Linked DNA regions of Mus musculus: regions 2, 3 and 4 are each linked to region 1. Evidence: chromatin loops called from intact Hi-C (ENCODE). Cell type or tissue: heart. All regions are shown on one strand. Region 1 holds the start of Pkia (protein kinase inhibitor, alpha). Region 2 overlaps Pkia (protein kinase inhibitor, alpha). Region 3 holds the start of Zc2hc1a (zinc finger, C2HC-type containing 1A). Region 4 overlaps Pkia (protein kinase inhibitor, alpha).

Region 1 (2,500 bases):
TATTTGGAGAGACTGCCGTTTCCTTTTCCTGTACCCATGTATGCAGAGAGAACAGTCTGCATAGCCCAACATATTCTGTTATTCCACTCAAGCAAGCCTTTCGTTAGCCAACCAGGGTGACAGCAAGAAAAACACTTCGGGAAAACCATGTCTGTCCGGAGCTGAAAGCGGGACGTTTATTCCTTTGTACAGCTACAGGGGTGTGTTAAGGGAAACCCTCTGTGAGGCACAGCCCTTCTTGGGTCCTTAATGAACTCAGTCATGGAACTGAAGAAGGGAAAAAGACGATGAGATACAGCATCTCTGAAAATCAATGAGCTGATTGGCAGAGAAGATGGAAAATAAAGGTAGAAGTTGCCAAGTGCAGCCCACCTTAGGCAGAACTCGGGAGGGGAGCGAAGTTCTCACTGCACCCTGACTCCCAAAGGAACTGTATTGAAGCAAGCAGGTGTCATGACATTGAGATGAGAGAAGAAACACACAGGTATCACACCAGAGATGACAGAGAAGCAAGGAGGACGTGTAGGGGAGAGATTACGGATTACTGCCCTAACTGCTTCAAAGGACACACGCCTCCCAAGCCTGAGAAAGACTGATGGAAAGTAGAAGACACAAAGGTTAAATGGACATTCAGACGGTTTTACATTTCTAATAGTCATCAGTGTTTAAACCAACCTGCTACGGAAATGGCTGGTCGCCTTTAAGAGCTGGGGGCTGAAAAGCCCCTTTGTTTCTTCCGAACACCTCTTTTCCCATTTCAATTCAAGGCTAATCAACCTTTCACTCCCTTGCTCCATTTCCCACTGTAGAATGCAGCGGGTTAATTCTTCTTTCCCGGATCCTACAAAGCTAGCCCCAACCAGGCGGAAAGCCGTCTTGGATCGGAAAGCGCGGGTCAGCGGCTTACCTTCAGGATGGAGAGACGCGTCCCGGCTGCCCCTGGCTGCAGTCCTGCCCGCCTGGCCGCGTGTGCTGGGCTCTGGGCTCGCAAGGCCCCCGCCCCACCTGCAGCTGCAGCGGCCGCTGGCTACTCCAGGCTGGCTGCATGAAGTCATCGCCCGCCGGAGCAGCGCACTCGGTGCGAACCGCGGGGGGAGACTCGCCGCTCTGTGTTCCAGGAATTGCGTCTGCCAGCTGCACCCGAAAGACGCTGCTCCCCGGAGTGGAGGCTGATTTTCTCTGACCGATTTTACACCCGCAGCATTGCCGGATTGTGCAACAAAACAGAAGGGGCAAACAGACCTTCTTTGCAGAGAGTCCTTGATCTCCGCCCTCCCCTGTCACTATCGCTGTTTGGATAGCTCCATCTGACTGTGTAGGTTTCCCACCCTCTCCATCTTCCTTATCAGTACTGTTCATTTCGCCGAATCTGAGGGATGATTGTCTATTGAAATAAACAGTCATATACTCCGAAAATATTAAAATGGGCAACCGGCCTTTTTAAGAACCCTCATAACATGAGTCATTTGATTTTTAACACAGAGTAAAAACAGTTATGAACGCTGAAGATTGTGGACTTCCATTTTCTTGCTATTGTGATAGAATGGGGTTCTTCCAACCCAGTGAAAGGAGGAGAGCAGTGAAATCACCCAAGGACACTGAGAAGGGTCATTCCAGGATTTTAGTTCTGTTTGCTAGTGGACAGATGCGCATCCCAGCTCTCTCCTTGTACCCTACAGTCCTTGCTTTTGGGCTAGACTGCCTGGGTGAAAGCAATAATATTTGAAAAAACAAGAGGCAGATTTCACATCTGCAGATACCTGTAACTCCCAAGGGATTTCTCAGAATTTCCCTTGGTGACAAACTAAGCATGGATGCACACAAGCCTCTTGTCCTTGCTTCCTTAAATTGGCTCTCCCTCCATGCGTCTGTAAGACCCGAAAAGCCTTAGGTCCGTTATGTCCCACACTCACAGAGACGCAGAGACAAAGATTGATGCAAAAAACAAGAGGTTTATTGATCCAGCATGCTGGGGTCATCCTGAAATCAGGATAGAAGCAACCCCGAGTAGCTAAAGCACACACCTTTTATACATTCTTAAGAGCAGTTTTCAGTCACAGTTTAGCAGTTTATCATTAGTTAACCTTTAACGGCATTAAGGGGACAGACTTAAGGACCGGAGACATTGAGTGGGTTTTTCTAAACAATCAGAGGACTATCTCTTAGCGCACCTTGCAGTGAGGCAAATTCTGGGAAAAGAACATATTTACTTAACTTTTTACAAGAGTGGTCATTTTGAGCTACCACAAATCTTGCACATCTCCTTTTGCTTCCTTCCAAGGTACTGGCTAACCAACAGTTAGGTGATTGGTAGTACAAAGGGCGAAAGGCAGCTTAGGATTTTCTCTTTTTGGTGCTTGGCCAGGGTTTCTTTTCCAAGCAAGTCATTTCCAAGCAGGGAGTTTCCTTATCACTAGTATTCTGCAGTGTATGTGCCTCATTCCTCATATCTTGGCCTTCCTCGTGAGCATCATTAGAGGTTGCCAGTATTACCCTGGGA
Region 2 (2,500 bases), 66 kb before region 1:
AGAGGACACTATGTGTCTGGGATAAGAAAGCTCTTCACATTCCCAGAGGGCTTAGTCAGTAAGTTTAAACAGTACATAACTGATTACCAGTATACAATCTATTCCAGTCATTTAAACCCAGTCCATGTCACTATTGGACATGGCAAGATCTAACAGAAGAGAGTTACATCCTTAAAGCATAACTTTAAAGTGGGTTTTGGGACCCAGGGTCCTCTTCTTTCTCTTTTTAGCTTTCTGGCTACCAAGAGGTGTATATCCTCTTCCATTGTATGGAACCACCATGATGCCTAGCTGCAGCTGCAAAGCACCAGGACCTGGTCACTGAAAAGTACAAAATCACGGGTCAAATGAATCTTCCTCTTCATTAGCTGCCTGTGTCACACATTTTCTTCCACCAGCATGAAGAATTTGGAGTACGGTTGTTGCTCTGTCATTCAGTCATGGAGTGAATTGCAGAGAAAGCTTTAACCATTTTGTTCTTAATTATTAATTAGTAAAGAAGTGCACTGGATAATGTGATAATTAATGTGCTTCAAGTGAGATGGTAATCATTGTTACTCAAAATTACTTTATTTCCAAAATCTTGTATTTGGAAATCCCCTCCTCTGGCCATCACCTCCACCTTTCCTTTCATCTCATACTTTGTGAATAAGTCCCTTCACATTGAGCCCGTCTTAGTTCCTTCAGCACTTTGTACTTGTACTAGGTGTGGTACCATGGAAATCAGCTGCCCACTGGTTCATGTCTCTTCATCTAAGCATCAGGAAGTCCCCTTGCTATTATGATCATCACCTTCCTACCTTTGCTTCATGCTGAGAAAACAGCCCAGCACACATTCTTTGATCTTATTACCAGGTGGCTGTTACCAGAAAAAGTCACGCAATTGTGCCAATTGGCTCAGCTAGACATTTCTGACTATTATTAGTCTGCAGAGTTGCACAAGTTCTTTTATTCACCTCTAGGTGACTCTTCCTTGTGCTCTGATCCATGGGAAAGACCCCCCCCCCCAGTCCTTTCAAGACTACACATTAAATATTGTCTGTTTTCATTGATGGCTCCATCTTTCTTTCCTAAAAGGATGCAGGACATTGGCCTAATGTTTTCTCAAACTTCTTCTCCTAAACTATATTCTCAGTGTTGTCTTTCTTTGCTGGTGAATTGTTTTCTTTCCTACCTTCCTTCCTCTCGCCCACTTTCTTTCTTTCTTTCTTTCTTTCTTTCTTTCTTTCTTTCTTTCTTTCTTTCTTTCTTCCTTCCTTCCTTCCTTCCTTCCTCCCTCCCTCCCTCCCTCCCTCCCTCCCTCCCTCCCTCCCTCCCTCCCTCCCTCCCTTCCTTCCTTCCTTCCTTCCTTCCTTCTTTCCTTCCTTCCTCCCTTTCTTCCTTCCTCCCTTCCTTCCTTCCTCCCTTTTAATTTTGAAACATGCTACTGATCTTCTTTTATACCATCTCCTATACAATCATCCACTTGCTATAACATTATACACCATGTTTAGCACATTTTTGTTTATCTCTCACCCTTGAAATCAATTTCTAATTACTTCTCAATAAGTAGTTTTTTTTTAATCACTTACATTTTCATTCTATTTTAAATGCTGCTTCCAGAACAATATTCACAGAACAAAAGCTTCACACAGTCTATAAATTCTAAAAATTAGAATTCCTTTTAAGGGCAAATGGCTCTTGCTTCTTCCTATTTTACTTCACCACACATGTCATGCTGGTATATTGCAGAATATAGCACAGTGTTTTTCAGAGATCTGTGATGGTGAATTTGCTTAAATCAGTTCCCCACCAGGAATGCAAATAAATCTGCTTGGTGAAACAGACTGAGCCTTCAGAATTCAGCCGAAACTCATCTTCTCTTTTATCACTTTCCCCATCTTCAGACAGCAAGTTATAAGTCAGAATTTTGTCTGTAGAAAGCACTGTCAACATTATGGTGACCTCTCTTTCTAGACAGATAGCAAGCTATGACAAGTCAGGGACTTATTAAGATGAAAAAATATTGCATATACTCTCTCAATTATGGAATGAATATGAGATAAAGCAGAAGAGGAATCCATTGGAGAAGGGCAGAAAGGGAGGGAGTGGGAGGAATGGGGATGGTAGTGGAGTGACAAGATGTGAGGAAAACCAAGTGCTAAATACATAAAAATGTTAAAATTCAGTCCTATCATTTGTTTGCTAACTGAAACTCTAATTTGAAAAGAAAATGGGTTTGCTATTAGTTTTGTATATGCATTTCTAACATAGTTACTTGCATAGTGTCAGTCTTAAATCAAAGTATAGATGCGGCAAAGATCCTTTTATCAGCAGCCACAGACTGTCCATGCTTCCAGATGATGGCAAATGAAAGTGGACCCACTCTAACCTGAATGATTCAATTTATGCAGAGTGTGAGGACGGTGAGATTCAACCTTCCACCCCATCTTTACTTTGGTACTTAAATGTTTGGAACATAGGTTCATAAATTCCTAACACACTCTTATACATCTTTATG
Region 3 (2,500 bases), 140 kb before region 1:
ACTCTAACATCCCGGCCTCCTATTGGTCCGCGCGGGTGGGGGCGGGGTGACAGGGGCGGAGCTACTAAGGGCGGGGCTGCGCCTTCTGCCACCTCCCGAGGGACTCTCCTTCCACCAAGGTTTTTCCAACCACCCTCCCTGGAAACCGCAGCTACTTTTGTTGGCAATCCGAGATCCTTACACGCCTTTGTTCCACTTCAGCCACATTTAGGCTCACACCTTGTTTTCCAGCTTAGAATGCCTCCGCATCTCGGAGCTCCTCATCTCCAGTCAGTAAGAGAATGTCTTTTTAACAGGTCCCTCTGAGCTCTTGTAACAAGATAAGGGGGCCTTGGTCCAGCACCATCCCGTGTTCACTGCCCTTTTAAATCAAGCAACATCCTCTAGCCTTGTTCTTCAGACACAGCTCTATGGGCTAAGACATTGTTTCCTAGGTAAGTCATATTTTCTGTATGGGACTGTGGAACTGAGATTGCGCCAAACTTCTGAAACAGTTTTCTAACTATAAAAAGTTAGGCCCGAAATTAGAAATGAAACTTCCCCGTTGCACAATCTTTCCCTGGCCAGCACTATGCTTGCCCTCAACTGCAGTTCTGCATCTCATCAAGGCTGTACTGTACTGAGCGCTTTAAACTGGGAAGCTAACCTATCAAGGCACAAAGGTGTCTTTCTGTCAGAGTCAAAATGGAATCCAACCACTCAAACGGTTTTGCTTCACAGTCTAACACATTTTACCCTTACTAAAACTCTTCGAAAATTTTACTTAGCAAGAATAAACCAATCATATTGTTTACTGATTCTGGGGTGTCCATTACTAAGTTATCAATATATTTTGTTCGTAACAAGTCTTACACTGTTTTCTTGTTGAGCAGTTTAATTCAAAAGTTGTCTTAATTCTGTATACACTTAAATATGTCAGTAACTCTCTGATTTTGTTTAAACAAGCAAACGCCAAGAGGTCTTATCTGTGAGAAGACGCTCACAGTGGGTGTGAAGACCGTAGAGTCCGAGTCTGGTACAGAATAGTATAAGAAACTTCCATTCTGCAATTATCTCATGAGTCCTTTCCTTGTTCTGCTCTGGGCTTCCCTGACTTCTGAGTTTCTGGGACCTCCATGCAGGCAACCAACCTAGTTACCCTATATTGGTGTAGAGAGCCCCGCCACCACCAGTCCCCTGGCCATGCTTCTAAGACAAAATCAGATGAGGTTGAGGACAGCTTTCATAAGAATGCCCAAAAAAATAAAAAGAACACAAAAAGAATTATCAAAATAAAGAAGACATTTACTTTGCATATTGCAAGTTTAGACAAATATTAGGATGATGGACACAAGCCTTATTAGCCATAAAATCTACAGTAACATCAATAACAATAATAAAAATAGCAACAATAACAAAAGTACCTTAAGAGGCCCTGCCATCTAGAAGCCTTACAGGTGTGGCTGCTATATCACATGTCTGCCAGTAGATGGCAGAGAGGAGAGAAGCTATGTCTAGTTCAGTGTTCTGACCCATGAATAATTTACCTCACATTTCTGGAAAAAGGCCTGTCAGAAAAGCTACCAGTCTGGCATGAGGGGCCTGTCGGGGGCAGGGGTGGGGGGATGGGGAAGCATACAGTGTCCAGGGCTGAGATGACCATCAGAATGGTGCCATGGGGTCTGGGCAGAGAGGTATCCTGAGATGATTGCCAGTGGAGGGCTATGCAGGCCTAAGGGGATAGGCCATGCCTGACAGGACCCCTGACTAGCACCATAACGCATGAACAGGGCATTGTACTCCTGAGACAACCCCAGACATTCAGAGACCCTAGGTGCTAGTAAGAGGAGCAAGTAAGCGGTAGAGAATTGGAAGACAAAGAGAAACAGAAGGGTATGGGCACACGAGGAGAGGCAGAACTGGAGTGAGGAACATCCTGATGTGAGTAGCCTGTGATGTCATCTGGGACCATGGTGATGTAGTCCCGCATTGTTACAGAAGGCCATGTCTGGGTCCATAGCCATACAGTAACAGAACTCTGTTACCTCCAAAGGCAAAGTGAAGGATGCCCCTGTTCTGGGCTGCTGCCCAGAGAAAGGTTGATGTTTGAAGGCTGTACAGAACTGGCCCAATCCTTCACCAAAGCATCCTGTGATAGTGGGTCCTGGGATCATGAAAGCAGGAAAACTGGCCTTGCTCCTTATCTGCTGCAGCACTCAAAAGAGCAGTCCCTATACCTCACCTGAGCAGCACAGTATAGCTGGGGGTTGTGGGGGTTGTGAGTGAGCTAGCCCTAAGGGCACAAGTGTAGGAGAGCTGGCACTGCCTCTTGTCTGTTGGGTTGTTGTGCAGAGGAAGTAGAGATACCCTCCTCCCCTCCTTCATCTCTTACCATCTATGGCAGGTAGGAGATCTGGCCCCTGGGTAAAGAGAGTGGGAGAACTGACCATGTCCCTCACAGACTGCAACACTCGGGAGAGTCACCCTGTAGCTCACTTGGGCAGCAAGATAGAGCTGGTCA
Region 4 (2,500 bases), 61 kb before region 1:
ATTCTCTGAAATATACCAATAAACCTAATATATATTTACATAAACACTTGTTTTGTAAAGGAAATATGTTTTTAAAAGAAAAAGGAAATGATGACAGAAATTTTGTATAGTTTTACATTCGTAACTCTGGCTTTTATAAATGTCTGGCTTAATCAGGGACATCTGGCTTCTCAAATCTGCACCTGCACTAGATCTGTTGCAATCTGTTGCTTCCATTGCGCTATGTGAGGAAAACCTGTCCTCATAACGATTTTTCTTTTAGGTTTACAACAGTGAAGAGAACTTTAATAGCCTTTTCAGGTATTTGTAAAGTTGTTTTTTTCTTTTTTTACAATGTGGACTGTAAAAGCATAAGAAAATGCTTTCCACCCCCATTTGCTAATGTCTCTAACATCTGTCTTGTGTCATGAGTGGCTCTTTTGTTCTTGCATGCACACACACAATACTGAGCATCACTCTTTTGGCATATATTTGTTCACTGGGCATTGAGTCAGGTAAATTTTTCAACTAGTTACATTTTCTAGTATACAACCTAATTAGTTTTTTTTTTTTTTTTTTTTTGAGCCAGATATGGCATTTTCCAAAACGTATCTTTTTCATTTGGAAGCTTGGATGTTGCAGTCACAAATCCCATTATTCACTTTAAAGAAAACCTTTGCAAAACACCCGGGCACAAACAACCCGAGTTTGTTTTCTATAGAGATTATTAGGAATGGTGATCCTTCAGTCTACAATGTGACTGAGCAGGTGCTCAGGTATTTACCAAGAAGAGTAACTACACAGTTAGTTAGTTAGTTAGTTAGGTAGTTAGTTAGTTAGTAAAAAACTAACTCTGTAGTTTTTCTTTTGTTTCTTAAACCATATTTAGATCTTCTTATCTCATTTTTACAGGTAATCTTGATAGATACCTTAGAGGGGGAATATCAGGTCCTCTTACATTAATTTCTTAAATTCTCTTTTCTCTAGCAACACATGAACAGTTATCCATGAATACCTTCTTTAGTGTGCTCCCACTTACAACAAGATTTCAACAATAGCCTCAGCAACAGGAAGCTCTGGTCAATTCATAGCAGTCTGAATTAAGTTCTTTTTATTTTTAGATTCTTATGTTTTATCAAATATTTTGAACTAATGTTGAAAATGAATATACATGGCTTATAGGCTCAACACATATGAGCACACCTCAGTCAGGTAAAGGGAGAAATGACAAGAGCAAGAATGTATTATTGATGGAGAATCTTTCAGCAAGATGGACAGTTCTTGTCTCAGCTCCACCCATGGGAAAGAAGTCATCTCACAAATAGCTTGTTTTCAATGTCTTTTGTAAAATAGCATTGGCTGCTTCCAGTGATTTATTTTGTACTCATGTTAGAGATTTCTATATCATTTTTTCAATATTTCATATATATATTTCATGATTAATCCCTGTAAGAGTACTGCTGAGATGGTTAATTAGCAGTAGAAATACTATCTATAGGTAGTGCACTTCAAATGAAGAAACAGAAGCAGAGGGGTTAACTGACTCACTAATATTTTACACAGTCAGTAGAAACACTGACATAAGAACGGAAGCCTAGGTTTACCCACTTCAAACACATAACAGCTTTGAGAGTCCAAGATTAGCAATGATCTTCCTTACGTGAATCTTTCTAAATGATTGTCTTATTTCCTTCCCCAGCTCTGTATTATTTTAAGGACTACAGATACTTTTAAAATGGATACCTTCCCATTAAACTAACGTGTTTCCCTGTATGTATTTCTGATAAACATTTAGCTTTCAAAAATCAGGGGTCAGAAAGATGGTTCACTGTTTCAGGGCAGTTGTCAGCAAGCCAGCTCTCTCACCTGAGGTGCATTCCTGAGTTCCATGTGGTGGAGGGAGAGAAACTATTTTACAAGCCATCCTCTGACATTCATGTGTATATGAACTCATACAATAAATAAGAAAATGATAAAATATTGTTTTAAAAATAAAAATGTAGGTTATGAAACATTTAGAAAATTAATTTATTATTTACTTTTCCATCTTTAAAATCACAAGAGGAGTAAAATAAGATCAAATTTATTGGATGGGTCCAATGTGTAATGATAGGCATAAGATAATAAATTAGTTATGAAGTTTATGAAGTTGAGTGCTTTGGGGATATTTAAAAGTTGAAAAGGCACACCACATTCACCAGCGAGTGTACAAGGATAATTTAAATGTCTTAATGGCTTTATCAATATAGTATTTATATGATGAAGTAACAGGTTCATGTTATTATGTTACATAATTAGTAGGGATATTTTTAATACTATTTTACTTTAGGACATGTTAAGCTAAGTTTATTTCATTTTATATTTAGAGCTTGTCTTCAATATTTCTTTATACATATGTAGCCATTTCCATACTATATTGAGACAGTATTTCACAAACTGATCATCTATTTAAATCATTACAGAATGTGACTTTTCAATCATATCATATGTCCTCTTTGATTTCTATGTTTGGTCCATAAAA

What was found. Peaks named below come from ENCODE experiments on the same cell type or tissue, not always from the same donor. Only the 100,000 strongest peaks of a DNase experiment are listed, where the experiment ranks them.
Region 2: it touches region 1 in a loop (4-fold over the local background); 14 of 42 quality-filtered maps call a loop at or near these places.
Region 3: it touches region 1 in a loop (4-fold over the local background); 16 of 42 quality-filtered maps call a loop at or near these places.
Region 4: a loop joins it to region 1, with 2.3 times the contacts of the local background. A loop is called at or near these places in 14 of 42 quality-filtered maps.

Annotation. Positions count from the first base shown.
Region 1 is chr3:7,365,160-7,367,659 of GRCm38, reverse strand. It overlaps Pkia (protein kinase inhibitor, alpha), which reads right to left and starts at 1,056. Exons shown (of 3, transcript NM_008862.3): 1 at 908-1,056. In heart, no CTCF peak of the experiment used is centred here; a DNase peak (open chromatin) is centred at 1,019; H3K4me3 peaks cover 1,882 bases; H3K27ac peaks cover 1,828 bases.
Region 2 is chr3:7,431,172-7,433,671 of GRCm38, reverse strand. The region is part of intron 1 of Pkia (protein kinase inhibitor, alpha); the gene reads right to left. Among named protein-coding and RNA genes, the nearest start is that of Pkia, 66 kb to the right of the region's middle. In heart, a CTCF peak has its summit at 949; no DNase peak of the experiment used is centred here.
Region 3 is chr3:7,500,934-7,503,433 of GRCm38, reverse strand. It overlaps Zc2hc1a (zinc finger, C2HC-type containing 1A), which reads right to left and starts at 8. Exons shown (of 9, transcript NM_173181.3): 1 at 1-8. It also overlaps the pseudogene Gm23592. In heart, a CTCF peak has its summit at 1,443 (motif pointing right); a DNase peak (open chromatin) is centred at 23; H3K4me3 peaks cover 658 bases; H3K27ac peaks cover 439 bases.
Region 4 is chr3:7,426,098-7,428,597 of GRCm38, reverse strand. The region is part of intron 1 of Pkia (protein kinase inhibitor, alpha); the gene reads right to left. Among named protein-coding and RNA genes, the nearest start is that of Pkia, 61 kb to the right of the region's middle. In heart, no CTCF peak of the experiment used is centred here; no DNase peak of the experiment used is centred here.